Linked DNA regions of Homo sapiens: regions 2, 3, 4, 5, 6 and 7 are each linked to region 1. The links are chromatin loops, found by intact Hi-C in ENCODE. Cell type or tissue: heart left ventricle. All regions are shown on one strand.

Evidence for each region. Hi-C counts contacts between places; a loop is a spot of excess contacts. Peaks named below come from ENCODE experiments on the same cell type or tissue, not always from the same donor. Only the 100,000 strongest peaks of a DNase experiment are listed, where the experiment ranks them.
Region 2: a loop joins it to region 1, with 3 times the contacts of the local background. A loop is called at or near these places in 59 of 110 quality-filtered maps.
Region 3: it touches region 1 in a loop (13-fold over the local background); 106 of 110 quality-filtered maps call a loop at or near these places.
Region 4: a loop joins it to region 1, with 5 times the contacts of the local background. A loop is called at or near these places in 53 of 110 quality-filtered maps.
Region 5: a loop joins it to region 1, with 3.0 times the contacts of the local background. A loop is called at or near these places in 59 of 110 quality-filtered maps.
Region 6: a loop joins it to region 1, with 4 times the contacts of the local background. A loop is called at or near these places in 63 of 110 quality-filtered maps.
Region 7: it touches region 1 in a loop (2.6-fold over the local background); 18 of 110 quality-filtered maps call a loop at or near these places.

The regions. Positions count from the first base shown.
Region 1 is chr6:17,582,476-17,586,475 of GRCh38, forward strand. It overlaps LOC102724591 (a long non-coding RNA gene), which reads right to left. Exons shown (of 5, transcript XR_007059485.1): 5 at 3,316-3,412. Among named protein-coding and RNA genes, the nearest start is that of FAM8A1, 16 kb to the right of the region's middle. In heart left ventricle, CTCF peaks have their summits at 1,992 and 2,203; no DNase peak of the experiment used is centred here; H3K4me3 peaks cover 373 bases; H3K27ac peaks cover 1,526 bases.
Region 2 is chr6:17,793,492-17,797,491 of GRCh38, forward strand. KIF13A (kinesin family member 13A) reads right to left here. Exons shown (of 39, transcript NM_022113.6): 23 at 3,178-3,329; 24 at 1,081-1,213; 25 at 758-904. Among named protein-coding and RNA genes, the nearest start is that of NUP153-AS1, 88 kb to the left of the region's middle. In heart left ventricle, no CTCF peak of the experiment used is centred here; no DNase peak of the experiment used is centred here.
Region 3 is chr6:17,154,017-17,158,016 of GRCh38, forward strand. No RefSeq gene overlaps it. Among named protein-coding and RNA genes, the nearest start is that of STMND1, 54 kb to the left of the region's middle. In heart left ventricle, a CTCF peak has its summit at 2,267 (motif pointing right); no DNase peak of the experiment used is centred here.
Region 4 is chr6:17,278,935-17,282,934 of GRCh38, forward strand. It overlaps RBM24 (RNA binding motif protein 24), which reads left to right and starts at 2,427. Exons shown (of 4, transcript NM_001143942.2): 1 at 2,427-2,815; 2 at 3,871-3,994. The coding sequence starts at 2,648. In heart left ventricle, a CTCF peak has its summit at 2,350; DNase peaks (open chromatin) are centred at 1,957, 2,407 and 2,937; H3K4me3 peaks cover 3,494 bases; H3K27ac peaks cover 3,930 bases.
Region 5 is chr6:17,813,973-17,817,972 of GRCh38, forward strand. It overlaps KIF13A (kinesin family member 13A), which reads right to left. Exons shown (of 39, transcript NM_022113.6): 17 at 3,048-3,261. Among named protein-coding and RNA genes, the nearest start is that of NUP153-AS1, 110 kb to the left of the region's middle. RefSeq lists an enhancer at 1,406-1,700. In heart left ventricle, a CTCF peak has its summit at 1,562 (motif pointing left); a DNase peak (open chromatin) is centred at 1,547.
Region 6 is chr6:17,802,504-17,806,503 of GRCh38, forward strand. KIF13A (kinesin family member 13A) reads right to left here. Exons shown (of 39, transcript NM_022113.6): 19 at 2,972-3,112; 20 at 1,858-2,007. Among named protein-coding and RNA genes, the nearest start is that of NUP153-AS1, 97 kb to the left of the region's middle. In heart left ventricle, a CTCF peak has its summit at 1,865 (motif pointing left); no DNase peak of the experiment used is centred here.
Region 7 is chr6:17,468,082-17,472,081 of GRCh38, forward strand. The region is part of intron 4 of CAP2 (cyclase associated actin cytoskeleton regulatory protein 2); the gene reads left to right. Among named protein-coding and RNA genes, the nearest start is that of CAP2, 76 kb to the left of the region's middle. In heart left ventricle, a CTCF peak has its summit at 1,520; no DNase peak of the experiment used is centred here.

The DNA of each region.
Region 1 (4,000 bases):
TATGTGCACAAGCATATTCCTTTTTTTTTTTAACCAAGCAGCCAATGGTATGTTTCGATTGACATCAAGTGGTGACGGGATGGGGAAAAACACTGAGGCTGTGGAAATACCCCATTTTCTCCATTAGTGGCATGCTCAGTCGGCTCTTACGTTTATATTCCAGTAAGTTATTTTGCTCTCACTATTTTAACAAAAAAATAAAAAAAATCCTTGCATACCTTGTTCAGTTGGAGAATTTTAATGTTTTTCATTTACCATTGTAAAACCAAGGACAATTTTATACTTTTTTGTACGTAGCTGTTACGTGTAGGGCAATCTGTCTTTAGGGATAAATTACTCTAAAACAAAGAATCCTAGTTTTCCCTTCAAGTTAAGCATCTTGTTTAAACTCCTTGTTTTAAATGAAAAAAAGTATTATCATTCTGGTTTCTAATTTTTGAATTTTTGATGGCTGTCTCATTTATTTTCTTTGTTTTGCTTTTGTAGATAATCCTACAGGAAATACGCTTGACTTGTATTGCTCTATTCTAGTGCTCATATTTCTGTAAGGTAGATTTCTAAAAGGATTAAGGATTCACAAGGCTCAGATATTCTGAATTTGGGTGGATGCTGCCTAATTATCCTTCGAAAAATGTCTAAGCCTATACTTCCACAAATGACTGAACCTGTTTTTCTCCAAACCTCGTCAACTCTGGATACCACCTCTCTTAGTCATTTTTCCAGTCTGATGTGCAAAAACATGACATGGCCTATTTAAGTGCATAAAATTGATCAAGAGTGAGGACAGTCTATTGAATAAAAAAGATAAGTTCTCATGGTTAGTAAGAATAAAATGAGCCAGGATATTAAACATGGAAGAGTATATAGGCCTGTGAAAAGAGGGAAAATGAAGAAACCAGGAGAATTGTGGAATTTTTTGAGTGCAAGAAGAAGGGGGGCCTCTGTTTGCAGGAAAATAGAATAGGAATAATACAAAAATTTTTAATTAAAAAATAGAGAAAGGGGAGCCAGAGTAAGTGGGAATTTGATGAGGTTTAGTTGAGGTTTCAGTTAATGTCCTACGTGTGTACAGCTTCAGACTGGCCAGGCATTGGGTCTCCACTTCATGTCAATGATAAGATGATGTAATAGAGTAAGTCTTAACGAGGAGGGTAAGATCAGCGATCAGGTTGGTGGGCTCCACCTTGCAGGGAGGTCAGGAGGAGGTATGGGATGAGTGCTGGGTGACACAGGCAAGGGTCAAATTCTAAGGGAAGAAATTGCGTTAGGCACAGAAGGCCTAAACTGACGTGCTCAGGAGCGTCTGTGGCTGTTCCCTCTGGATTCATTGTTTCCAGGTCTAAAAAAGGAAGGAGCAGCAGAAGCAACTCAATGTTTTTTTATATTTGTTTGTACCAACACTATATTTTACAAATATTTACGTTTGTCTTTCATAATAGCCTTCTATTGCTGACTGGACCAAAGCCAAACTCAGCCTCCCTCCCTGACCTTTCTGCATGATGTCACCCTTTCTAGCATCTACCCACGGCACTCTCTTGTTGGCTTCCTTCCTCTCGTATGTCACAGTCATTTTCTTCACACACTCGACTTATTTTCAGTTTTTTAATCTCATGCTATCCCTACCCAAAGCAATGCTTTCTCTTGGCCCCAATCTCATATTTCACAAGTAAAATCCAATCCTAATCTAAAATAGTCTTTCCTTTTGCCAGAATATCATGGGCGATGTACTTCTATGAGCATATATCTCAGAGCTGCTCCACAGTCTTCTATTAGTATAAAGCGGAGAAGGCTGAACAGATTACTTTAAGGCCCTCAGCTCTGAAGTTGGGTTTTGGAGCCTGTGGTGTTCTTAGCTTTGGAAATTCCTCCACCTACTGGTTGCCTAAAATCCTGTCTGTTCACATTATATAATGAGGTTCGCAGTTGTTTTATGAGATCGGCCTATTTTTAAGAGTAACACGGGCCTCTTGTGAATGATGACACATTTCTAAGTCATTTCGAATTCCTAAAATAAAATTAAAAATGTGCTATAAAGAAAATATTTTCTTATAATAGAAAATGTTTTCAAGCAGATGACAAATTTCTTAATGCTTTTGAACAACCATTAGGGGGCAGAAAATCATTACACAGTATAGCAATTCAATCCACGTTAGGCTGGAGAAGAGAAAGCCTATTTTATGTGTATTTCCAAAAGTTAGTACCAAAATCAAGTTATTTTTCAGTGTAATCATTGATTTGGTGCTTGGGTATCTTATTTACAAAAGAAGCCTTCCGTAGTGGCTTTATTTTTTACAACTTGCTTCCTATCAGTGTATCAAATCAGATGAACCTTACTCTGAAGGAAACACTTTAGAGACCAATGTGACATCTTGGGGCAGGGTTGCCATATATGACTAGTAAGAATAGTTGAAATATGTTGATAAACTAAAAGTAAGTTTATCTCACTAAAAATTAGAGAAATTCATAACAAAACAATAGATTTATGGCTGCCCAAGTTTCAGGAACTCTCTTTTCAGTCACCCTATCAAACGATGGGTTCAAGCGTGGTTAAAAATAGTTCGCTACTTCTTTAACAGCTTCTCTTCCCCCAAAAAACAACTCCTTAAAGATTAGAATGCAATTATTTCTACTTCTCACTTCCATTCCCCCATCAGCCAGCCTTTCACCTCTCACCCCATGAAACTTCCCAATGAATGCCACCCTTGACTTCCTAATGGCCGAATCCAGGTTCTCTAATTGGAAGGATGATAAACAAGCACTTGCTAATTTAAGTTTAAGAGAAATTTATTAAAAGTATATCACAAGCTGGATACAGTGGCTCACGCCTGTAATCCCAACACTTTGGGAGGCTGAGGTGGGTGGATCGCTTAAGCCCGGGAGGTCGACACCAAACTGGCCAAAATGGAGAAACTCCGTCTCTACAAAAAAAACACACAAAAATATAGCCAGGCATAGTGGCACTTACCTGTAATCCCAGACACTTGAGAGGCTGAGGTGGGAGGATCACCGGAGCCTGGGGAGGTCAAAGTTGCAGTGAGCCATGATCATGCCACTGCACTCCAACCTGGGAAGCAGAGCGAGACCCCATCTCAAAAAATAAAATAATAGGCCAGGCATGGTGGCTCACGCCTGTAATCCCAGCACTTTGTGAGGCCAAGGCGGGCAGATCACGAGGTCAGGAGTTCGAGACCATCCTGGCCAACATGGTGAAACCCATCTCTACTAAAAATACAAAAATTACCCAGACGTTGTGGCAGGCGCCTGTAATCCCAGCTACTTGGGAGGCTGAGGCAGGAGAATCGCTTGAAACTGGAAGGCAGCGGTTGCAGTGAGCAGAGGTTGTGCCACTGCACTTCAGCCTGGGCAACAAGAGTGAAACTCCGCCTCAAAATCAATCAACCAATCACAGCTCCTGAAATTAAAGGAAGCATAGGTAGCAAGAGTTAATCAACACTCTTATCAGATAAGGGCCCTCTGCTGGCACTACATTTATTCCATCCTTGGATCACTTGGCTCAAGTTTCCAAGTCCTCATAAGTCAGTCCAATCTGCTGAGCTCGGGCCACATACCCACCTGGTGGCTTGGAGTGAGCAGTGCAGAATGCCCTGAGAGTCTTAGCACAGGTGCACACATTGGGGGAAGAGTTAAGTGGAAATTCTCTCTCTCCAAAAGAAGGGGGGAAAAAAGAGGTAGTGTGGTCAAAAGAGAAAATGTCCACCACAGTTTTCATCCTTCCTGATTTCTTTGTGGTTTTCACACCAGATGTAACTCCTGTGATGGTTAATTCTATGTGTCAACATGACTGGCCAAGGGGCACCCAGATTAAACGTTGTGTCTGAGTGTGTCTGCGAGGGTGTTTCCAGATGAGGTTAGCATTTGAATTGGTGAATTCAGTAAAGCAGGTTGGCCGCCTCAATGTGTGTGGGCATCATCCAATCTGTTGGGAGCCTGAACAGAACAAGAAGTGGAGGAAGGAGGAATTCTTCCATTTTTTGTTTCC
Region 2 (4,000 bases), 210 kb after region 1:
TGAGAATGTTTAGAAAATGAAGATTTAATGAGCAAAAATGATCATAAGGACAAATTTTAACAAAAAAAGAAGTAAAGCTTTCAAAGAACTGGTTTATTATGACAGTGTATGAAAATAATTTTACACTATAAATAAAAGTGGCCAGGTGCGGTGGCTCATGCCTGTAATCCCTACACTTTGGGAGGCTGAGGCAGGAGGATCACTTGAGTCCAGGAATTTGAGACCAGTGTGGGCAACAGAATGACATGCCCTTCTCTACAAAAAATAAAAGAATCAGCTGGGCGTGGTGATGTGTGCTTGTAGTCCCAGCTACTTCAGAAGCTAAGGTGGGAGGACTGTTTGAGCCCAGGAGGTCAAGGCTGCAGTGAGCCATGATCACACCACTGTACTCCAACCTGGCAACAAAGCAAAACCCTATCTTTTAAAAAAAAAACACACACAAAAAAACCCAAAAAGTGGATCAGGTCAGGCAGTAATGCCAAAGATACAACATATTTTGGGCCAGATATAAAATAAAATCTGCCTAAAGTTAATGACTACTATAGCATTAGGATGCGTGTGTTTATAAATAAAATTATTATTAACTGACACTAAGCAAACAGATTTTAAAGCTAGAAAAAAGGCAATGGATGGAAATGTGAACTGGGGGAAGATCTACGGTTAAGGCAAAGAGTTCTGTTATATTGGCAAAGAGGTCCCCCTGGGACCTGCATTAACCAAGCTTTGTTAAATACTATTTTAAGTCTGCTTGTCTTACCTGGTAACTGTCCAGCCCTCTTTGGAGTTTGGTGGACCTGGCAGTTACACAGCCGATGGATACTGACAGGATGGCTTCAACCATAAGTGGCAGTGTCCCTGAATGCTGCACAGGTTTCACCGTGACTTGTACTCTACGGGAATGACCCTGAAGAGGGTGGGGAGGAGTATGGGTGCCAGGAATGATAATGAAAAGGAACGGGATAAAGAAGGGGAAAAGGATTAGAGAATAAAGATACAAATAGTTAGAAAATCCCCAGAAACAATGTGTAAGAGTGGAACAGAGAGAAAACATTAAAAAAAAACCCAAAACAAACTCAGTACCTGTCTAAGTTGAAAGATGCCTCCTGTGTTGACATCTTTTGCCTGATGAAGTTCCACTGCAGCATACTCTCCTAACTCATTCAATTCTAATATGGAGATCCACATTTCTATTCTTCGCGTTACTTCATTCCACCTGCAGAAACACATTCCAACAAGCAAGAGCGTCATCGTCCAGGGATACTGTTAGTAATAGTAATAAGCCACCATTCACTGAGCACTTACTATGTGCTAGGCACTGTGCCATTTATCTTGTATAAGTTACTTCCTTATTTAACTCTCAAAACCAACCTGTCATATTGTTTCTTTTTATTTATTTTACTGAGGTAGACTGAAATGTCCACATCTTGAGTATAGAGCTCGATGAGTTTTGAGAAATGCACATATGAGTGTAACCTGCCCTATCACCTCAGAAAGTTTGCTCATATGCATTCCCATTCAATCCCCACATTCCCGTAGCAACTGTGTAACTCTCAGAGATTAGTTTTGCCTGTTCTAGAACTCCAAATAAATGGAATCACACATTATGTATTCTTGTGTCTGGCTTCTTTCATTCAGCATAATGTTTCTGAGATTCATCCATATGGATATAAACAGTTTTTTTCTTTTTTAATGCAGAGTAATACTTTATTTGTGAATAATACCAATTTATCCCCATTCACTCACTGAAGGATATTTGGGTTATTTGCAATTTGGGGATACCATGAATAACACTGCCATGAACATCGTATAGGCTGGGTGTGGTGGCTCGAGCTTGTAATTCCAGCACTTTGGAAGGCCAAGGCGGGTGGATCACCTGAGGTCAGGAGTTCGAGACCAGCCTGGCCAACATGGTGAAACCCTGTCTCTACCAAAAATACAAAAAAAAAAAAAAAAATTATCCGGGCATGGCAGCACACGCCTGTAAGCCCAGCTACTCAGGAGGCTGAGGCAGGAGAATCACTTGAACCCAGGAGGTGGAGGTTGCAGTGAGCTAAGATCGCACCACTGCACACTCCAGCCTGGGAGACAGAGCAAGACTCCATCTCAAAAAAAAAAAAAAAGAACATTGTGTACAATTCTATTTGTGGACTTGCATTTTCATTTATCCTGGGTAAATACCTATGAGTGGGATTCTTGGGTCATAAAAGAGGCAAATGATCAACTTGATAAGAAACTGCCAGTCCTCCCCCAGATTGCAGCTTGTGTATTCATTTTCATAGTGGTCTTTTGATGAGCACATGCTTTTAATTTTGATTAAGTCCAACTTAAACAATTTTTTCTTCCATGGTTAGCACTTTCTGTGGCCTGAGAATATGTGACTATCTCAAAATCCTGTGTTCTTCTGTAGGCATTATAGTTTAAGTTGTTGTATTTAAGGTTATGTATGATTCATCTCAAATTAATTTTTGTATATGGTGTGAAGTAAAGAACAAGGGTGATTTTTCTCCACATAGAGATGTAGTTGTTTCAGTCTCATTTGTTGATAGGACATATCATTCCCCATTGAATTTCTTTGGTGGTTGGTAATTTCTTTCATCATTCTCATTTTACAAACGAGGAAATAGGCTCAGAGAAGTTAAATAACTTGTCCAAAATAACGGCAGCAGTCCCAGAATTCAAAGCCTGTATTCTTTTTTTTTTTTTCTTTCCTTTTTTTTCTTTTTTTTTGGAGACGGAGTCTCACTCTGTTGCCCAGGCTGGAGTGCAGTGGCACGATCTTGGCTCACTGAAACCTCCAGCTCCCGGGTTTTATTTATTTATAAATAATTTATTTTTTTATAAATAAAAAAAAAATAAATAAATCCTGCCTCAGCCTCCTGAGTAGCTGGGATTACAGGTGCGTGCCACCACACCTGGGTAATTTTTGTATTTAGTAGAGATGTGGTTTCACCATGTTGGTCAGGCTGGTCTCGAACTCCTGACCTCATGATCCGTCTGCCTTGGCCTCCCAAAGTGCTGGATTACAGGCATGAGCCACCGCACCTGGCCATTCTTTTTTTTTTTTTTTTAAATGATTTTATTTTTTTATAAGCAGCCTCCTAGGCCAGAGTAGGTTCAGAGACTCTGCTCAAGTCCTAGTCTTAACCTTGTACCTAAAGCTCACAGCCAAGTACAAACCTGTCATGCAGTGTTCTTGTCTTAGCATGAAGAGAATCGACCTCCCAGATGGAGCTGCCATTTCCAGCACACCGGTGGCCCCATACTTCAATGGCCAGTGCTCCATCTGAAATGAACTCCAGAAATTCTTCTGTTACATTCACCACATAGTCCTGGGATAAGTGGGGGAAAGCAAAAGAATTATGCTTAAAGGAGTCTGTGAAATTTCCTTTTGACCTTTCAACTGTTATATTTATTTTAGAGTATATTAGCCTGATCGTGACCTTAAATCCGTCTCTTCTGTTTTATAGAAAACCATAAAGAACCACAGAATGTTAGATCTGGAAAGAAAATTGGGAGGTAATTTAACTCAACCCGTTTCTTTCTTTTTTTTTTTCTTGAGACAGAGTCTTGCTCTGTCGCCCAGGCTGGAGTGCAGTGGTGCGATCTCCGCTCACTACAAGCTCCACCTCTCAGGTTCACGCCATTCTCCTGCCTCAGCCTCCCGAGTAGCTGGGACTACAGGCACTCGCCACCACGCCCGGCTATTTTTTTGTATTTTTAGTAGAGACGGGGTTTCACCGTGTTAGCTACGATGGTCTCGATCTCCTGACCTCGTGATCCACCTGCCTCGGCCTCCCACAGTGCTGGGATTACAGGTGTGAGCCACCATGCCCGGCCTCAACCCGTTTCTTATATCAATAAAGAAAATGAAGAAAGCAAATTGTCCAAAGTCATACGGTTTGTTAGTTGCAAAGCTGAATCTACATCGTCTTACACTTGGTTCATTCTCAGTTCCACAGGACCACTCTGATTTTCAGCTGGCATAGACTAACTCAATGAA
Region 3 (4,000 bases), 430 kb before region 1:
TTCATCGTTTAATAAGAGAAAAACTGTAACCTACGAATTATCTTGGATTTTTCCATATCTGAATGACTGTATTGGTTTTTTTCCTCCAACCTATTGATGGAATGAATTGTATCAGCATTTTTGCTGATACAGAACAATACTGCCACTCCTGGAATAAACCCCAACCAAGTCATTTTATCAGTCAGGATGCTTTCACCTAAAAATAATGAAAAGCCCAACTCACATCAATTGAAACAATAAAGAAATATATCGATGTATTTAACTAGAACACAAAAAGTAAGGCAGGTTCATGACTGGTTGTTCCAGGGCTTAACAGGCTCCTGTGACCTCAACATCAGCTTTGTCCTAAGGTGCAAATTCCTTGTAGTCATAGGATGGCTTTCAGTAGCAGCTGGAGCTATATGGTTCCTCCCTTACTTCTAGCAGAAGATGGTCATTTCAGGAAGCTTTCCCATCAAAGCAAAAAGGACATTTCCTAAGGGACTATGAAAGTGGCTCCTTGCATTCCTTATGCCCAGATTGTGTCCATGCCAATTCCTAAACCAGTCACTATCTAGGCAGTGGAAATTATCCATAGGCCAATCAAATCTCCCTTTGGAGTGAGGGACCGGAAGGCTTTCCCTGAAGCAAGCGGGTAAGGGGTGGATTCTGGAATCAAACTGACTTCCACTCAGAAGGGAGAAAGGCAAAGGAATGATGAACAGGCAAGCACCAATGTAAACCACAATCACCATCCTGGATTCACTTTACTAACGTGTGTGTGTGTGTGTGTGTGTGTGTTTAGTAGAGATGGGGTTTTTCCATGTTGGTCAGACTGGTCTTGAATTCCTGACCTCAGGACATCCACATGCCTCGGCCTCCCAAAGTGCTGGGATTACAGGTGTGAGCCACCGCACCTGGCTTTTTTTTTTTTTTTTTTTTTTTGAGATGGAGTTTCACCCTTGTCACCCAGGCTGGAGTGCAATGGCGCCATCTCGGCTCACTGCAACCTCCGCCTCCCGGGTTCAAGCCATTCTCCTACCTCAGCCTCCTGAGTAGCTGGGATTACAGGCATCTGCCACCATGCCCAGCTAAGTTTTGTATTTTTAGTAGAGATGGGGTTTCACCATGTTGGCCAGGCTGCTGTTGAACTCCTGACCTCAGGTGATCCACCCACCTCGGCCTCTGAAAGTCCTGGGATTACAGGCGTGAGCCACCACGCCAGACTGCTAACTTCTTATTTTGAATTTTGCATCACTGGTATATGGTTTTCTTCATGATGATCATTTCTCATAAGAAAATCTCGCAGGAATTTTCTACCAGAGACTTAAAAGTATGCAGCCCATCCTTCTCCCAAGCTGCTAGATTTGGGTCTGAGAGTCTCCTGATATTGCTCTTGCCAACTCTTAATTTACAGGGGATTCAAATAATTTGTTTTCAACTTTGCTGAATTTGAGAAAGCTTTACTGATGAGCTTTAGATCGTCTTTTCAATTCTACCAATATTATTTATTCATGCTTCCAGTCTTTGATCCGCTTATTTTTAATATCAAGTGATATTTTATTATATCCGTATTCCTTTCCATAAATTTGATTTTGCAGTCATAAGAAATAAAAACGAGAGATCTCATGTTTCCTTTACCCACTTTCCCCAGTGGCAACATTTGCAAAACTGTATTAACAAAAATCACAAGGATATTGACCTCGACTCAGTCAAGAGATAGAACATTTCCATCACCACAAGGATCACTCGTGTTGCCCTTTTAAAATTATTTTTTATCTTTTATTGTGCTTTAAAAACACATAAAATTTACCATTTTACCATTTGTAAGTGTACGGTTCAGTAGTGTTAAGTATATTCACATTGCTGTGAAACTATCTTTACTCTTAATTGCTCCAATCTTTGGTAAATACACCGCATTTACTCTTCATCTTGCCCTGTATACAAGATACAGTGGTAGGGTGGGCAGAACACAAGTAATGTTTAAGGTGGGAGGGGAAAAACATATGTACATGTGAAAAAATAACGAAATTGACAGTATATTTCTCAAAAGATAAATGACAGAATAGACAATTCTGCCATCTCATTCCTCCTTCCTTTTCTTTCATCCCCTCTGCTTCTTTTTTTTTGTAAAATTGATTACCTCTGATGAAATTTCACGGTGAGTTTTCTAATTAATCACAGTTCACTAGGAACTATTTTTCCCCACCTGCCATGAAATTTATTAAAACCAGGACAAAGATTTTTCCTTAAGAGGCTTCATCCATCTTACGGTATTGCTTTGGTCTGTGTCCAGCAGGTGGCACCAAAGGATAGTGAATAGAAATCAGTAAGCATCTTGATGGTGAATAGACTCAAAATTTGTGGGGGTTTATGGCACTTTGAGTCTTTCTACTTGATTGCATAATGATCAAAACTTTGCTTAGTCTATCCACTGAATATTTTAGCTCCTGGATCACTGTTACATTCTTCAACACATCTCTTGTCCTAATTTTTGGTGATGTTAATATCCATGTGGGTAATGCTTCCCAAGTCCTTCTCTCTGAGTTCCTTGACATCTTCTCCTCTAGTGATCTCTAAAGTGCCACCCTGTGCAACTGATCTCACAGTAAATTCATGGTTACTAATATCCAGGCAGCGGCTCTTAATGAGGCCAGGAATCCGCACCTGCCTTCTTGGATGTGGAGGACCTATCCATGCCCCCAGCTAAAGCCCATCCTATCTCAGCTACTCAAGGATGTCAGTCCTACAGATCTCTCATGTTATCAACATCTCCTCTACAGAAACTTTCCCAGCTTCATGTAATTGTGTTCTTCTTTCTTTGTGAATACCTGGAGGCCCCTTAACACCTGGTTTCCTTCTTATCCACACTTCCCACTCCAGGAACCACCCCTCCTCCTCCCCATTTCTTTCCTTCCTTTTACAGTCAAGTAAAAGGAAGAAAAAAGTTGTCTATACTCATTTTTTTTCTCCTGCTTATTCTCCTTTTAACCCATTTTAGTAATAGCATCACCCCCACCATTCCACTCAAACTGTTCTTGTTAAGGTCAAGGCTCACTGACTCTATTGGACAACTCTCAAGTCTTATTGTACTTGATCTGTCACAGGATTTGACATGGTTGATTGTTCCCTCCTCCTCACACACTCCCTTCACCTGCCCTCCAGAACGCCACGGTCTCCTGGGCTTCCTCCCGCCTCATTGGCTGCTCCTTCTGTTTCCCTCGTGAGTTCCTCCTCATTGCTCCGATCTCTACACATCGGAGAGCATAGAACATTTTCCTTTGGACGTCATCTCTTTTCTAACTACATATTCATCTTCGATGGTCACATTCAGTCTGATGGATAAAACACCATTCATATGCAGAAAACCCCCAAATTTTACATCCAATGAAAACATCTTCCTTAAGTCCAGGCTCCACTTGGATGTATCATCAGCCTCCAAACTCATTTTTTACAATTATACACACACACACACACACACACACACACACTTTTTTATTTCAATAGCTTTAGGGGTACAAGTGGTTTTTCATTACATAGATGAATTGTATACTGGTGAAATCTGAGATTTTCATACTTCCATCACCAGTGCACATTGTACCCAATATGTCATTTTTCATTCCTCACCCCCCTCCTGTCTTCCTGCTTCTGAGTCTTCAGAGTCCACAATAACATTCTGTATGCTTTGTGTATCCATAGGTTAGCTCCTGCTTAAAACTGAGAACATGTGGTATTTGGTTTTCTACTCCTGAGTTATTTCACTTAGAACAATACCCTTCAGCTCCATCCAAGTTGCTACAAAACACATTACTTTGCTCTTTTTTATGGCTGAGTAGTATTCCACAGCATCCCAACTCATTATGTCCCAGATGGAGCTTTCTCTGCTTCTCTTAGAGCCTTTTCTATCTCCGTGAATGCCAACTGCATCCTCCCCATAGTTCAGGCCAGAAACCTTAAAGCCATCCTTGACTCCTCTCTTTCATACGTTTTACCCAGTCTCTTAATAGATCCTGTCAGCCCT
Region 4 (4,000 bases), 300 kb before region 1:
GTCAGGGGTTGCACGGGATGGGAGGGACAATGACAAGGAGGCGTCTTATTTCCAGAAGCTGAGTTCTAGGACACAAGTATTCCAACCCGGGATCAGAATTTCCTTGTAGATCTCACCACTTTACCTAGTGAACATCCTAGCTGCTGGCTACACTCCCAGACACCCTCCTTCCCTGATATTATCACAGTCCTCTCCAGGGTGGGCTCCCAATCCAGGTAGGAAGAAAGGCGAGACAGCCAAAGGCGCCCTTCTAAGGCTTCTCTCTAAGCAGCTTCCCTTCACAAAAGGGTTTTGCCTGAGCCTCATCTACGTACAGTAATTCTTAAATGACACAAGATGGATGTTGAATATTAAAAAACACGCCTCTTCTCTTTCCCCGCCTGCTTTGTTTTTCTAACTTTTAAAAATTATCTTTCATCATACCAGCACAGAGAGTCGTTTTTGAACCTGTCCTTTAACTTAAGTAATGAAGAGAGGGTGTTTACAATTTCACTTTCTGGCTCTCATCTGTCTGTAAAATTCTTTATTATTTTTTTAATCGGGTGAAAAAAATGTTTTTAACTTTAATAGATTTCTGATTTCTCTATATCTCCCACTGGGGGTTCAAACTTAAAGAAACCAGTGACGTCAAAAAGTCAACCTCATGAGGAAGTCAGCAAGATGAAAAACGGAATTTAATGTTTTGCACAAGAATATTTGCATTCCCATTAGCCTTTGCAAATGCAACATTTCTCACCCTCTTGGGTTGACTGCAAAGGTGTCCTGGAGAGAAACAGAGTATGCACCTCTCTAACGGTTAACATACTGAATTGTTTTAATGGAATAAATGGTGCGGCTCAGGGGCGATTAATGTAGGGACTGTAGACTCCCGTAGAAAGGACTTAAAAGGCAATTGTGCACCAACAATGGTGGATGAAACCTTCTGCTCACATCAAATATTTTCATCCAAACCTCAAGTATGACTGATTGATTTTAAGGCCTAATTGAATGAATTCTCAATTAAAAGAAGTTGCAAAAAGCTGATGTAAAGTAATAAATATATATGGGGTGCCCTATGTTCTACAAATGCTTTCAGGTCTGCTGGTAGAAACCACTGGTTATGCAATAAGTTGATTTCAAAAATTATACCTTTTACATTTACATCCAGATAAAAACAGATGAGGTCAAGCCACTAAACATTCTTGTAATTCAAAGAGAAAGAAATAGATTAATTCTTTGTTTAGGGAAAAAAAAAAAAAAAGAACGACTTATGCTAAGACATCTGTACCAATCTTCCTGAATAACTAAGTTAGGGAGGAAAGACAAATTTGGTGACTGTGGGGGCTAAAATACTAACTTATGGTCCTCTGAAATAGAAGGCGGTGCCTGATGGACATAGGTATCTCCGGTTACTTGGTTTGGCTGGGCGGTAGCAATTAAAGCTAATGGTTTTCCCAACTACACCCAAGCGCTAGATCTTTCTTTTCCTTCTGGCTCTACCTCTCTGATACTTCCCCGCACTGGCTTTTTGGGGCCAAAGAAAGTTGGGGCCCTCCTTCTCACTCTTCAGACCCCAGGGTGTCCAGCTTGGGTTTCGTTCGGCCGAGCTCCTTGACCCCCCGCGCCCGGGAGGGGATTGGCCTCTCAGCGAATCGCCCCAGGCCTCTGGGGACCCCAGTTCGCCAGTCCAGGTCGCCGGCCCTGTCACCGAGGCCTAACCCAAAAAGCTCGCGTCGTCCCCTCTGGAAAGCAACGCAGCTTCCTCCTTGGGCACAGTCCCCGCACCCTGGGTCCCGGCTGGTGCTGCGCCGGGTCCCTAAGACTTTGACTGGTTAGAGCAGGCGACGCCGAGAGCCAGGCCGCCTACAGGCGTCTCCAGCCCTACCCCATCGCCGGCTACAGAGCGGGAGCCCCGAGCCCCAGCGCCGCGCCGCGCGGGGAGAGAAGCAGCTGTTCCCAACAGCTGGGGGGCGGCGGCGCCCGGCGCCCCAGGTGCTGCCGCGGCCAATCGCAGGCGTCCGGCCCGCCCCCCTCCCCAGCCGGGCGTCGACCCCCGGCCCGCGGGGGAAGGGAGCAGAGAGGTGGAGAGCTGTCCTCGGCACTCGTCTTCCAGATCCCACGGCGGGAGGGACAGACCAGAGCCGAAGCTGCGCGGAGTTCCTCGCCCCTGGCCCCGCCGCCGCGCCCCCCGCCCGCTTCGGCGCTCGGACGCTCTTCCCGCGGACCCTCCCCACACCCCACCCAAGGCACCTGATTCCTAAGGAAGAAAAATCTACCTCTAAAGCACCCGCTTCTTCGCTTGAGAACTACCCTCTCTTTTCATTTTTGGCCTCCCCGCCGGGTGAGTGGAAACCGCTTGCACATTCTATAGAACCCGATTCTAATCCAGACGATCCGGAGAATTTGTACGGTGACCGGCAGGGGGGGCGGGAGGAGAGAGCGAAGTCAAGTCTCCAGGGCCGCTGGCGACTTCGGAAGCCGCGCGCCCGGCGCTCTCGGCCGCCCCCGGCCGCTCGCCCCCGCCGCGCCGCCGCCCTCGCCCCCGGGCTCGCCCTTGGCCCCCGGCGGCCGCGAAAGGGTGCGGGAGACGCGGAGCCGGAGGAGGAGGCGCAGCCGCTGCCCGAGCCGCAGCCGCAGCCGGAGCCCGAGCCGCGGGGCGGGTGCGAAGATGCACACGACCCAGAAGGACACGACGTACACCAAGATCTTCGTCGGGGGGCTGCCCTACCACACCACCGACGCCAGCCTGCGCAAGTACTTCGAGGTCTTCGGCGAGATCGAGGAGGCGGTGGTCATCACCGACCGGCAGACGGGCAAGTCCCGGGGCTATGGATTTGTAAGTTGCACGGACTGGGGGTGACGGGGAGGGACGGAGTGGCGGCTGACCCCGGGGATCGGGAGCTTGGAGTGAGGGGCTCGGCGTGACCCGTGAGGAGCCCCGCGGGTAGAGCGGCGCTGCCCCTTCGCTCCGGGGTGAACTGAAACTTTGCTAGGGGAGAGGGTCGGCGCCAGCCTCGCGGGGTTCGGAGAAGACCCAGCGCTGTGCGAGGTCGGGGGCCGGGCAGGGCAGAGCAGGGGTGAAAGGAGAGACCTGTAATGACGGCGGGATTTGGGGTGCGGAGGGTTGCGAGGGAGGGGCCGCAACCCTGAACAATTGCATTCCCGGGCTGGATGCCGGTTGTTAAGCGCGCTGTTGCTTTGTAAAAATGCGTGTGTTCTGGTGTTTTGGCTGGGGCAGGGAGGGGACACCCCACGAGGTCTGGGGCTGTTGCCCTTGTGTCATCCCCCCGCCTTTTAACTGCAAAGGTAGGTTCTTTTAAATCATGATCCTAGGGCTCTTTGCCGAACTGAAACAGAGCATATTAAGCTTCCTTCCTAGAGATTTAAGCGTGCAAATTCAGCTGCCGAAGAGCAGGGAGCCCCAGAGTAGGACAATAGCTATTGTCGTTGGGGAGTGTTTTCGAGGTTGGGAGCGTTGGGCGGATGTAAGGCTGGACTTTCTTTAAAGCAAACGGTGCCTCTGAGGCTGAGTAGGGACCTGGGGGGCGGGGGATTCGGGGGAAGGAGGATCTAGAGTTCCAAGAATTTAGGCTTCCAAATCTCGGCTAGGCCCTACTAACACCCTTAAGATTTCGGCGGTGGGGTGGGGGGAGGCAGGGTTAGAGGGTTTCTTTCTTTTTTCCTTCGTCTACCCGCCCCCCCCCCCCACGCCCCCGCCCGCCTGTTAAAAATGGGAGATCAAGGAGGAGGGTCCAGCCAAAAGAAGCAAAGAATAGAAAAAAAGTTTGATCTCAGTTTTATCATGAATGACTTCTCCATTGTGATTCTTGATTTCCTTCATGGGTTAATTTAGAGGTTATGTATGTATGTCTGTGTGTGTCTGTTGCTAAGGTCACCATGGCTGACCGGGCTGCTGCCGAAAGGGCCTGCAAGGATCCCAATCCCATCATTGATGGCAGAAAGGCCAACGTGAACCTGGCATACTTAGGAGCAAAACCAAGGATCATGCAACCAGGTGAGA
Region 5 (4,000 bases), 230 kb after region 1:
GATGGAGTCTTGCTCTGTTGCCCAGGCTGGAGTGCAGTGGCATGATCTCAGCTCACTGCAAGCTCCGCCTCCCAGGTTCACGCCATTCTCCTGCCTCAGTCCCCCGAGTAGCTGGGACTACAGGCGCCCGCCACCACGCCCGGCTAATTTTTGTATTTTTAGTAGAGATGGGGTTTCACCTTGTTAGCCAGGATGGTCTTGATCTCCTGACCTCGTGATCTGCCCGCCTTGGCCTCCCAAAGTGCTGGGATTACAGGCATGAGCTACAGTGCCCGGCTTTTTTTTTTTTTTTTTTTGAGACAGTCTTGCTCTGTCACCCAGGCTAGAGTGCAGTGGCGTGATCTCAGATCACTGCAACCTCTGCCTCCCGGGTTCAAGCAATTCTTCTGCCTCAACCTCCCGAGTAGCTGGGATTATAGGTGCCCACGACCGCACCTGACTTATTTTTGTATTTTTAGTACAGACGGGGTTTCACCATCTTGGCCAGGCTGGTCTTGAACTCCTGACCTCATGATCCACCCGCCTCGGCCTCCCAAAGTGCTGGGATTACAGGCGTGAGCCACCGCGCCCAGCCAGGTGTTGCTTTTATTAGTACTATTAATTATTATAACACAGGTGTTATTAGGAGACTGCAGAGAAAACTGGGTTCAAACTCTGTTTTTTTCACTTCCTAGATGGTTGATTAAGGCAGGATATTTAAACTGATTGCCTGACCTATAAGACAGGGATAATAGTTCCTATGGCATACTGCTGCTGGGATGTTAAATAAAAGACTGGACTATGGCAAGAACACAACTGAAGTCTTCAATAGCCTATTGTCCTTATTATGGTAGTGGTGATTATTATTATTACCATTTCCTCCACTGTAGGGTCCAGCCCCACTGGGTCTGTGGATTTTTCTCCTCGTGTGTGGAGATGAGAGATCATAGAAATAAAGACACAAGACAAAGAGATAGAAGAAAAGACAGCTGGGCCCGGGGGACCACTACCACCTAGACGCAGAGACCGGTAGTGGCCCCGAATGCCTGGCTGCACTGTTATTTATTGGATACAAGAAAAGGGGGCAGGGGAAAGAGTGTGAGCCATCACCAATGACAGGAAGGTCACGCAAGTCATGTGTCCACTGGACAAGGGTCCCTTCCCTGTTTGGCAGCCAAGGCGGAGACAGAGAGAGGACAGCTTACACCATTATTTCTTCTATGTATTTCAAAGACTTTAAGTACTTTCGCTAATCCTGTTACTGCTATCGAGAAGGCAGAGCCAGGCGTACAGGGTGGAACATGAAAGCAGACCAGGAGAGTGACCACTGAAGCACAGCATCACAGGGAGACAGGCCTCTGGATGGCTGCGGGCGGGCCTGACTCATGTCAGGCCTTCCACAAGAGGTGGTGGAGCAGAGTCTTCTCTAACTCCCCCGGGAAAAGGGAGACTCCCTTTCCCAGTCTGCTAAGTAACTAGTGCCTTCCCCAGGCACTGACGCTACTGCTAGACCAAGGCCCGCTAGGTAATGGGCGCCTTCTCAGGCACTGGCCTTACCACTAGACCAGGGAGCCCTCTAGTGGCCCTGTTTGGGAGTAACAGAGGGCTTACACTTGTCTTCTGGTCACTTCTCACTGTGTCCCTTCAGCTCCTATCTCTGTATGGCTGGTTTTTCCCAGGTGATAACTGTAGAACAAAGATTATTATAATATTGGAATAAAGAGTAATGCTACAAACTAATGATTAATGATATTCATATATAATCATATCTATAATCTATTTCTAGTATAACTATTCTTATTCTATATATTAGCTTTATTATACTGGAACAGCTTGTGCCCTTGGTCTCTTGCCTTGGCACCTGGGTGGCTTGCCACCCACACTCTACCACTTTCTCCTTTGAGAGTTCTGATATAAGTATTTTAAAGTCATAAATCTTTTCTTTTAGTCAGGTTCTTTTTTTTTTTTTTTTTGAGACAAAGTCTCCCTCTTGTCACCCAGGCTGGAGTGCAATGGCGCGATCTTGGCTTACTGTAACCATTGCCTCCTGGGTTCAAGCGATTCTCCTGCCTCAGCCTCCCAAGTAGCTGGGATTACAGGCGCCTGCCACCATGCGCTGCTATTTTTTCTTTTTTTTCTGTATTTTTAGTAGAGACAGGGTTTCACCATGTTGGCCAGGCTGGTCTGGAACTCCTGACCTCAGGCGATCCGCTGCCTTGGCCTCCCAAAGTGCTGGGATTACAGGCCTGAGCCACCGCACCTGGCCTGAGTCAGGTCAGGTTCTTCCTGTCACCCAGGCTGGAGTGTGGTGGCATGATCGCAGCTCACTAAAGCCTTGATCTCTGGGGCTCAAGTGACCCTCCCTCCTAAGCCTCCCAAGTAGCTGGGATTATAGGCACCAGCTACCATGCCTGGCTAATTTTTTATTTTTTGTAGAGACAAGGTCTCGTTATGTTGCTCAGGCTGGTCTTAAACTCCTGGGCTCAAGCGATCCTCCCAGTGACCTTATAGGCATGCACCACCACGCCTGGGTAATTTTTACTTTTTGTAGAGACAAGGTCTCACTATGTTGCCTGGGCTGGATTCAAACTCCTGGGCTTAAGTGATCCTCCCGCCTCAGCCTCCCCAAGTGCTAGGATTACAGGTGTGAGCCACTGCACCCAGCTATAAATCTTAAACTTTCACATTTAGTAGATTAATCAGCACTGAAGTTGTATTTAAATAGATTCAAAAGTATGAGAAATAAGAAAAAAATGCTTTTGTGTTAAAGAAATTATTCAAACTTTCTAAATTTCAATACATACCTGTCTAACCCTTGCAACTTGGCACCATTTTTATTGAAGGGTAAATGGTTTGGGGGTAGGAGGGGTCTTTAACAGCTAACATTATAGTAAACATACTTAGGGTGGACAATATTTGTGAAAGGAAAAGCTAATTGGCAATATCACGTATGGGATTAAGAGTTCTCTTGTTGCTAGGTTTGTCCCTGACATGTCTCAAAAACCCCTCCCTCAAAGACCCACGGCCTTGGGGCCTTGACTCTGGGCTGCCCCCGCTGCAGTTCTTACCTCTCTTCTGCCCACTGGGTCACCTTCTGCTGCGCTGTCTGGCTGCTGTAGGCCAGGCGGTCAGGGCCGCTACTCTGTGGCTGCCTGTCGGGGGAGAGCTGCTGGCGGAGTTGCTCCAGTTCCCGCTCATACATGAGCCGCTGCTCCTCTAGGGCACTTCTCTTTTCTTCTAGGTATTGTTTCTCCAGGACCTGAACCACATTTTGAACTGGGTCTAGTGAGCCAAGAGACAAGGCAAGGTGTCTTAGTGGCGGCTAAAACAAGCATTCATGCCAGGCACTGCAGCCTGTGGGAGGCTTCCTCTAGCAAGGAATCTAGCCAGTCAATACGCTTTTTGTGAGAGGCCTGAGGGGCCACATCAGGGAAATCCTCTCAAATTCCTTGTTACAGACATTGCAGATAAATGCCCTTTATAAGTATACATTCTCCACATCCTCTACGTTACTTTCTTCAATTTGATGAGCTCATCCTAACGTTTAGATAAATCATTAACCTACTACCAGCAGATGGGGGAAGAGAGAGGAATGTGATCTTATCCACTGGGAAGAAAAACTTCACGAAATCTAGGACAATTCCAAACACAGAAGCACATAAGATTTGATCTTTCTTTATGGTAATTCATTTCTATGTCCATTTAATATCAGTTTTGGTATACGACAAAGATTTATGACTTTCACCACAAATCCTATTACTATTGAATTTCTCTAAGTGGGAGGAAACTTACAGATCACAGCACATGTTTGAAAATATTGCTTAAGGATATGGTCTGGCAATTTCTCAGACTAGTATCTAAAAGGACAATTCACTTGCAAAAATAATAAAAACCTGTTTCTAACATCTCACGTGTACAGGCACAGAGCTCACCACCATGCACATGGGTGAAAAGGTATAGATGTACTAACAGATCTTGCTCCAATGAGCTACCATGATGGTTGTGGTATAGGTAAATCCTA
Region 6 (4,000 bases), 220 kb after region 1:
GGTCTCGAACACCGGACCTCAGGTGATCTGCCTGCCTCGGCCTCCCAAAGTGCTGGGATTACAGGCGTGAGCCACCACACCCGGCCAAGCTTTTTTTTTTCTTTTTAATGCTTTTCGATAATCTAATTCATTTTAATATAATTTCAGGGGGATTCATGGAATACTCAAAGCATACCACAGACTCCAAATTAAGAAGTCCTGAACTAGGGACTCAGCCACTGAATCACTCTGCCATGTTAACTGTGCTTTTTCTTTTTGAGACAGGGTCTTGCTCTGTTGTCCAGGCTGGGGTGCATTGGTATGATCATGGCTCACTGCTGCTTAGACCTACCTGGGCTTTGGTGATCCTCCCACCTCAGCCTCCTGAGTAGCTGGTGGGACTATAGGTGCTCATCACCATGCCTGGTTAATTTTTTTGTGTTTTTTTTGTTTTTTTTTGTTTTGTTTTGAGACAGAATCTTGCTCTGTCACCCAGGTTGGAATGTAGTGGTGTGATCTTGGCTCACTGCAACCTCCACCTCCCGGGTTCAAGCGATTCTCCTGCCTCAGCCTCCCGAGTAGCTGGGACTACAGGTGCCCGCCACTAAGCCTGGCTAATTTTTTTGTATTTTTAGTAGAGACGGGGTTTCACCATATTGGCCAGGCTGGTCTTGAACTCCTGACCTTGTGATCCACCTGCCTCTGCCTCCCAAAGTGCAGGGATTACAGGCGTGAGCCACTGCACTCTGCCCATGCCTGGTCAATTTTTAAATTTCTTTTTTAGACATGGGGTCTCATAGTGTTGACCAGGCTGGTTTCAGACTCCTAACTGTGCCCATTTTTCCCATGGGAAAAAGCTCTGTTAGGCACTGGTCCTCTGGAGCAGAATGTCCATGGGGTGTTTCCATAGTGGAGGGTGGGCTGTGCACTTACACCCCACAACTGGGAACCCGGGTCTATATCGCAGCTTCACTTTGGGCAGAATGGCATCTTATTCTTCACCTGCTCTAAGAATCACAAGAAATAACCTGGTAGTTCAACGTACATTTTCTGAAATATCTTATGCCTACCTAGGCCACTATATCTAAATAGCTGAAATACCAGAGTTTAAAAGGAGGGTAACAATGAGTCATTGAAGCCTGTTTTGTTTTGAGTACTTTGGACTGCAAAATAATCCTCCTGAGTTGTATCTTACAAAGACCATTTAGGGGCCAGGAAGGAACTAGAGTATATCGCAAAGGTATGAGATTACCTTTAAAAAGAGAGAGCGATATGGGGCACAGAGCTGAATATGGTTTCCAAAATATTTCCCATTTGATTAAAACAAAGAAAAAACTTGTGACCTCCAAATATTAAATGTTATAATAATCTTTTAAGACCATGACTTGGGCCAGGCACCGTGGCTCACGCCTGTAATCCCAGCACTTTGGGAAGCCGAGGCGGGCGGATCACAAGGTCAGGAGATCAAGACCATCCTGGCTAACACGGTGAAACCCCGTCTCCACTAAAAATACAAAAAATTAGCCCGATATGGTGGTGGGCGCCTGTAGTCCCAGCTACTCGGGAGGCTGAGGCAAGAGAATGGCGTGAACCCGGAAGGCGGAGCTTGCAGTGAGCCGAGATCGCGCCACTGCACTCCAGCCTGGGCGACAGAGTGAGACTCCGTCTCAAACAAACAAACAAACAAACAAAACCATGACTTAATCCTCAAAGCTTCTAATATCGATTATTAGTAGAGAAAAAAGAATGCAGACCTTGACTATTTGCCTTAGTTTCTTGATCCACCTCAAGAACATAGCTTAAATAGAATGAAAAACAAAATAAAACAAAACAAAAAACTTGAACCACCATCGTTCTCCAAGGCTGGCCTGTGCTTACCTCCCCCTGCTGGCTGATGATAGGGACTGCATACTGAAGTTTCACATCACAGAAGAGGCATTCCAAGAATACATTCGCCACCCCGATGAGGTTGTGATTTTCTTGGGCTTCATAGAAAGGGTCACCTCGTTTTCCGTAGAGTCTCTTTGCCTGAGAAGTAGGAGGGGCCAGTGAGTGGACGAATAAGAAACATAACATCAATTTAAATAATATTATTTAAAACTAGCATTTGAAAAAAAATTTAAAGAATCTATCCATTTAAACAGCAAGTAAAATTATAATGTCACATAAATAAAAACTAAATTAGCTGGGCGTGGTGGCGCACGCCTGTGGTCCCACCTACTCAGGAGGCTGGGGCACGAGAATCGCTTGAACCCAGGAGACAGAGGTTTCAGTGAGCTGAGATTACACCACTCCAGCCTGAGTGACAGAGCGAGACTCTGTCTCCATTAAAAAAAAAAAAAAAAAAAAAAAAAAAAAAAAAAGAATTAGCCCATGGGAGGGGCCTGTTTGCTGGGGAGCTAACTAATGCCTGTGCAGAAGATTCCTCTTCAGTTCCTGCCTTGTCTTCCTTATCTACCTCACTTGCAGCTTTTTCATTTCATCCCCTTTGTTTTGCCTCATCTCCTTTGCCAAGTCTTCTTTTCCACTGCTAATGTCCAAAAAATGGATTATGCAAGCTTAAATTACTCTTAGTAATCTACCTGGCCACGATCACAGCTAGGGGTGCGTGAACACACATTAATGAATGCGAAATCCACACTGGCTCCAGTCAAGCTGATTTTTCACAGCACCGATAAAATGGCATAAATTTACTTCATTCTACTTCTTTTCACTTGAAATGTAGTAAACATGAAGCCAAATAAGAATCTACTATATGTTTTCTTCATTTAGTTCCCAACTGTGTGGGGATCATGTGTTGTATTACTGATCCAACTTAGCGCTTCTTTCAAAATCACTTGTACTTTATTTTCCTAATATAATATCTAACGTATCATGAGCACATCTCCGTGTGTGTGTGTGTGTGTGTGTGTGTGTGTGTGTGTGTTGCTAAATCGCTTATATTCTCTGTTTTTAACATAACAAAATCTCCATTACATTTTGTCTCTTTTACCTCAGGAACTTTTTCCTTCCATTCTTGGTAAAGGTCTCTCATGTCAATTAATTTATTCTCCAGCTTCTCAATGGTCCACACTTGGGTGCTCTTTCCTTTCCTCCTCACTTGGATAGCTGGTTCACTCACTATTGCACCTCTCTGCATAAGGAAGAAAAACAAAACAAACCCTGTTATAACTCCTTTTTCGATTGCTAAAGCAATATATATACAACAGTAACACAGTAAGTTTGCAAAACACATAAATGCATACAAAAGAAGATAAAATTCTACCACCTACGAGGATAGTCTGGTTTATTTTCTACCTTCTATGTACACTCATGCACACTTTTTAATTTTTATCACGATCAAGACCAAACAAAAGTATAACTTCATACCCCAATCCTCTCTCCAGTTTTGATATTGTGATCATTTTTCTTGTATTGTTAAATATTCTTCATAAGCACGATTTTTTTTTTTTTTTGAGATAGGATCTTGCTCTATCATCCAAGCTGCAGTGAAGTGGTATGATCTTAGTGCACTGCAGCCTTGACCTCCTGGGCTCCAGGAATCCTCCCACCTCAGCCTCCCAAGTAGCTGGGACTATAGGCACATGACACCATGACTGACTATTTTTTATTTTATTTTTTGTATTTTTTTGTATAGATGGGGTTTTGTTATGTTGCCCGGGCTGGTCTCGAACTCCTGTACTCAAGCGATCTGCCCACCTTGGCCTGCCAAAGTGCTAGGATTACAGGCGTGAGCCACCAGGCCCAGCCATAACCATGATTTTTTAATGGCAACACAGCAGTGTCCTTAGCATTTGGATGTACTATACATTTGAGTAATTATTCTATTGTTTGACATCATGTCTGTTTCAAGGTTTTGCTATTATAAAGTCCACTATAAGCATCCTTGTGTATAAATCTCTATGGACACTTCTATGACTATGGGCTTAGAATAAATTTCCCAAAGGGGAACTACTAGGTCAAAAGACTAAAACCCAGTAAGACTGATAAGATACTCCCTGACTCATTTTCTAGCTTGCTT
Region 7 (4,000 bases), 110 kb before region 1:
CTGGCTTATTTCACGTAACATAACAATCTCCAGTTCTATCCATGTTGAATTTTTTTTTTTAATAAGACCACAGGCCATAGACCACAATGTGCCCTTCAGTTCCTCCACCTTCACCCTTCCATCTATCCTGGCAGAAGCCGGATAAAGGATTCATTGACAGCCCTGATTGACAATGGTGACCCCCAATTTCAAATTTCCTTTCTCACTTTGGCAATGAGGAAACAGGTCTCTTGCATTCTCTAATACTAGGACATTTCAACATTTCAGCCTTGACCCACAGAAAAAAGGATATTTTACTTTACCACCCAGTTTCACAAAACAGTATTCTTACCATGTGCGCTGCATTCTGACATTTTTCTTCTAGTCTATGCTGTGCTGTGGTCATCACCCACTGAACTGATCTTAAGATGCACTAGTGGTCACACCTTGCAGTTCAGAAGCACCTTTCTCATTGATTTATTACATGCTCATGACACAAAACACATTATAAAATATTTGCAAAGCATCTCAGCTTTTCTTGTCTCCCCTTGTTGTATTTTACATAAATAACCTTTGAGCAAAAGAATGGCCCAGTTCTTACAGCACTTCTTATAGTCTAGAATTTGTCAAGCCCATCCTCTTCCAGTTGATGGAAGGATTCTCACATGGAAAATGGCCAAGAAGCCCCCACCCTGGCTTGCTCAACTATTCATTTACTTTTACAGCAGGTGAGCATAGAGGAAGTATGTTATTTCTAGTTCTCAAACGTAAAAAACAATATTCAGTGATACATTAATAATCCAGCCCCAGGATGTAGACCTGGACCCATTCCTTTATTCACTGTCCAGAGTCCTTTTTGCAGACCCTACATGTAAGAGCCACACTACACGTCATTTATAAGAGTTGTATGTCAAAATAAAATTGTAGAAAGTGTTGAGTTGACATGAACAAGTGTTTTTTGGCCTGAGGCCACCTCACCTCACCTCACCTGGGAGAGATGAGAAAACAAGAGTGTTAACAATTTTAACCATGGGTGACTCCAAAACTCTCGCCCGAGCTGCAGAGGTAACCTTTTGTAAACCACGCATCTGATGCCTTGATGGGCACCACCCCAAGGAAGACTATCATTCGGGGAATTCCTGGGAGGTCTCCCACTGATGTCCCACCAGTCTAACCCTGAGTAGTTTGCAGGAGCAGAAGAGAAGCACCCGGAGGGTGGAGAACTATAGCTGAGGGGCCATAAGTACAGCAGGCTTTCTGCTGCCTTCACACTTTCCCTATTTTCTCCAGCATTTCTCGTGCTGCTAAGACCTGACAGTGAAATGATCTCTGTGTGTGTGTGTGTCTGTGTGTGTCTGTGTGTGTGTGTGTGTCTGTGTGTGTGTGTATTTGCATGGAATCAATATGTACCTGCACATAGAGAAAAAATTAATCTTAAGTTTTTCAACTTCAGGGAAGATGATTTATGGTCATTGGCTGCCTGGTAGGTTTTATTCTATCTAGGAAGTCTGAGTTCTGTATTCCTCCATAAGGGGGAGAGAGAGAGACAGAGAGCGCGTTTCTACTATCCTCCCTCTCGTTTTCTTGTCTTTATTTGAACTTGTACTTTAAAGGGAAATAGTGCCTTCCTGTGCATAAAGCAGGCATCTAAAACTGATTCTCTTTCCTTTCATTGTTTATACAATCTGAAAAATTAGATGGAGAAGGAAGGTTAGTGAACCTTCTTGGCCGTTCCTCCATCTCTGAGTGAATGCACATGCCCAGCACAGTCCTCCGCTCAGCACTTTCTCCATAAGGATTTTCTAAGGCATGGAGCAGTCATCAAATTTGTTAATAATTTGTTCACATTAAACTAAGCAAAAAAGCCTAGCGGCAGTGATCTTAGGACTTAAGCTAATTATTTAGATGCATGAGAGATCCAGATTATTAGTGGGCATAAATATGTTCAGGATTTTAATAAAACATATTAATTTGTGAGGGTTGTCAAGAGCAGAAACTTTGGACTTGGGCCTACTTGGATTTGAATTTCACATTTTCTACTCATTAGCTCTGCTAATCCAAATGCGAGAAAAACGAATTCATCTATGTCTTCTAAGTTTGAGAATCTTCTATCTTTTTCTCGGTATCTACTGGAGAATTAACTTGGTAATCCACTGACCCACTCTAACCAAACCAACTTGTCAAGTTACCCACTTGGGGGAAGGCAGTTAAACTTTCTAAGCCCGTGTTTTCTTGTCTTTAAAATAGGGATAACAAATAATTCCTATCTCAAAGGGTTATTGTGAGGATTAAATGAGAAAAAGCAGGCGAGGGTCATGTGACTGACTAGAAAAGTTCATTATTAGTCAGTGTTGTCTGACTGCTTTAGCAAAAAGTCCCCAAATCTCAAAGGCTTAACAGAAGAGATTTTTTTTCTTGTTCACATAAGGTCTGCTCCAGTGTTTTTGGTTGCCATTCTTCCACATGGTAGTTCAGGGTCCAGGCTTCTTCCATCTTGGGGCACCCAACTCCTCTAATTCCTCAGCCATTGAATTGGAAAAGAGAATGCAGGAAGGTTTTATGGGCTGGGCTTGGAAATGGCCTATGTCACCTCACCTTCATTCAGTCTTCTGGTCATTCCTAGCTGCAAAGGAGACTGGGGAATTTAACCCACCTCTATGCCTGGAAGGAAGAAGTAACAGATTTGGTGAGCATTTGGCCAGTCCACCAGAGTGAGTCACTTGGTTTGGCTAAAATGAGCTCTTTCTCTGTGGAAATGTATTGTCTTTCCAAAAACTCATAGGGATTTTCCAGACTAATACCCCATTTCTCTAGCTGTCCAGGGAAAGACAAGAAAGACTTTGAAATCTAACAGCTGAATTTTTATTGCACTTGGGTATAAATAGATGTATCTATGTATGTATGCGATATTTCAAAATTTCTTTTAACTACAGTGAGTTTATACTTTTTCCCTATAAAATGTTTTACCATAACGATAAGGTGTCAAGTTATTGTCCAGTATTTTAAAATGCCAAACAAAGTAATCATGTGACTGATCTCAGAGCATACCTTGGGTAAATTACTTGGTGCTAGTGGCAGGTCTAGAAATTGCAAAGGAAAAGCAAACGAAGGAACACAGAGCCAAACTCCCAAGTGTTTCTTAAGTCCATGCCCAGAAAATGTCATAGCATTGCTCAATCAGAATTGCTGAATCTTCCTGAAAGATTTGGCCATGATTAGTGCTGCTAAGTTCTGTTGTCAAGGGCCATATGACAGATAACATAATGCAATAAAGTAATTCTGGCCCTAATGTAAAATGAAATGTCTATTTTGAAATATTGCTATGAAGTTGGGTTTTTCTTAATACAAAGGCATGAAGAAAATATTCTGTTGAGTAACTACTGTTAATTATATGTGCACAGCAAGGATTTTTAATGGGTTTTTAAATATCGGTTTCATTGATCTTGGAAGTAGAAAAAAGCTACAAGAGAAGTAAAAGGTAAAAAAGTTAGGCCGGGCACGGTGGCTCAAGCCTGTAATCCCAGCACTTTGGGAGTCCGAGGCGGGCGGATCGCGAGGTCAGGAGATCGAGACCATCCTGGCTAACACAGTGAAACCCGTCTCTACTAAAAATACAAAAATTTAGCCAGGCATAGTGGCGGGTGCCTGTAGTCCCAGCTACTCAGGAGGCTGAGGCAGGAGAATGGCATGAACCCGGGAGGTGGAGCTTGCAGTGAGCCGAGATTGCGCCACTGCACTCCAGCCTGGGCAACAGAGCCAGACTCCGTCTCAAAAAAAAAAAAAAAGGTTTCATTCTTTGTATCACGCTTAGTTATGTTTCAGTTTAGCCATTTAGCCGTGGTATTTCCCAGTGGTCTGGATTGACAGTTTCAGGAAGGAGTAGCACCTTAGAATCTAAACCAGTGACTCACTTTATGAGCTTTTCCAAATTACCTCGATAGTCTCACTTCATAAATATGCGTAAGTTTCTGCTCTGTTAATAGTGCTGAATGGGCCGGGCGCGGTGGCTCACGCCTGTAAT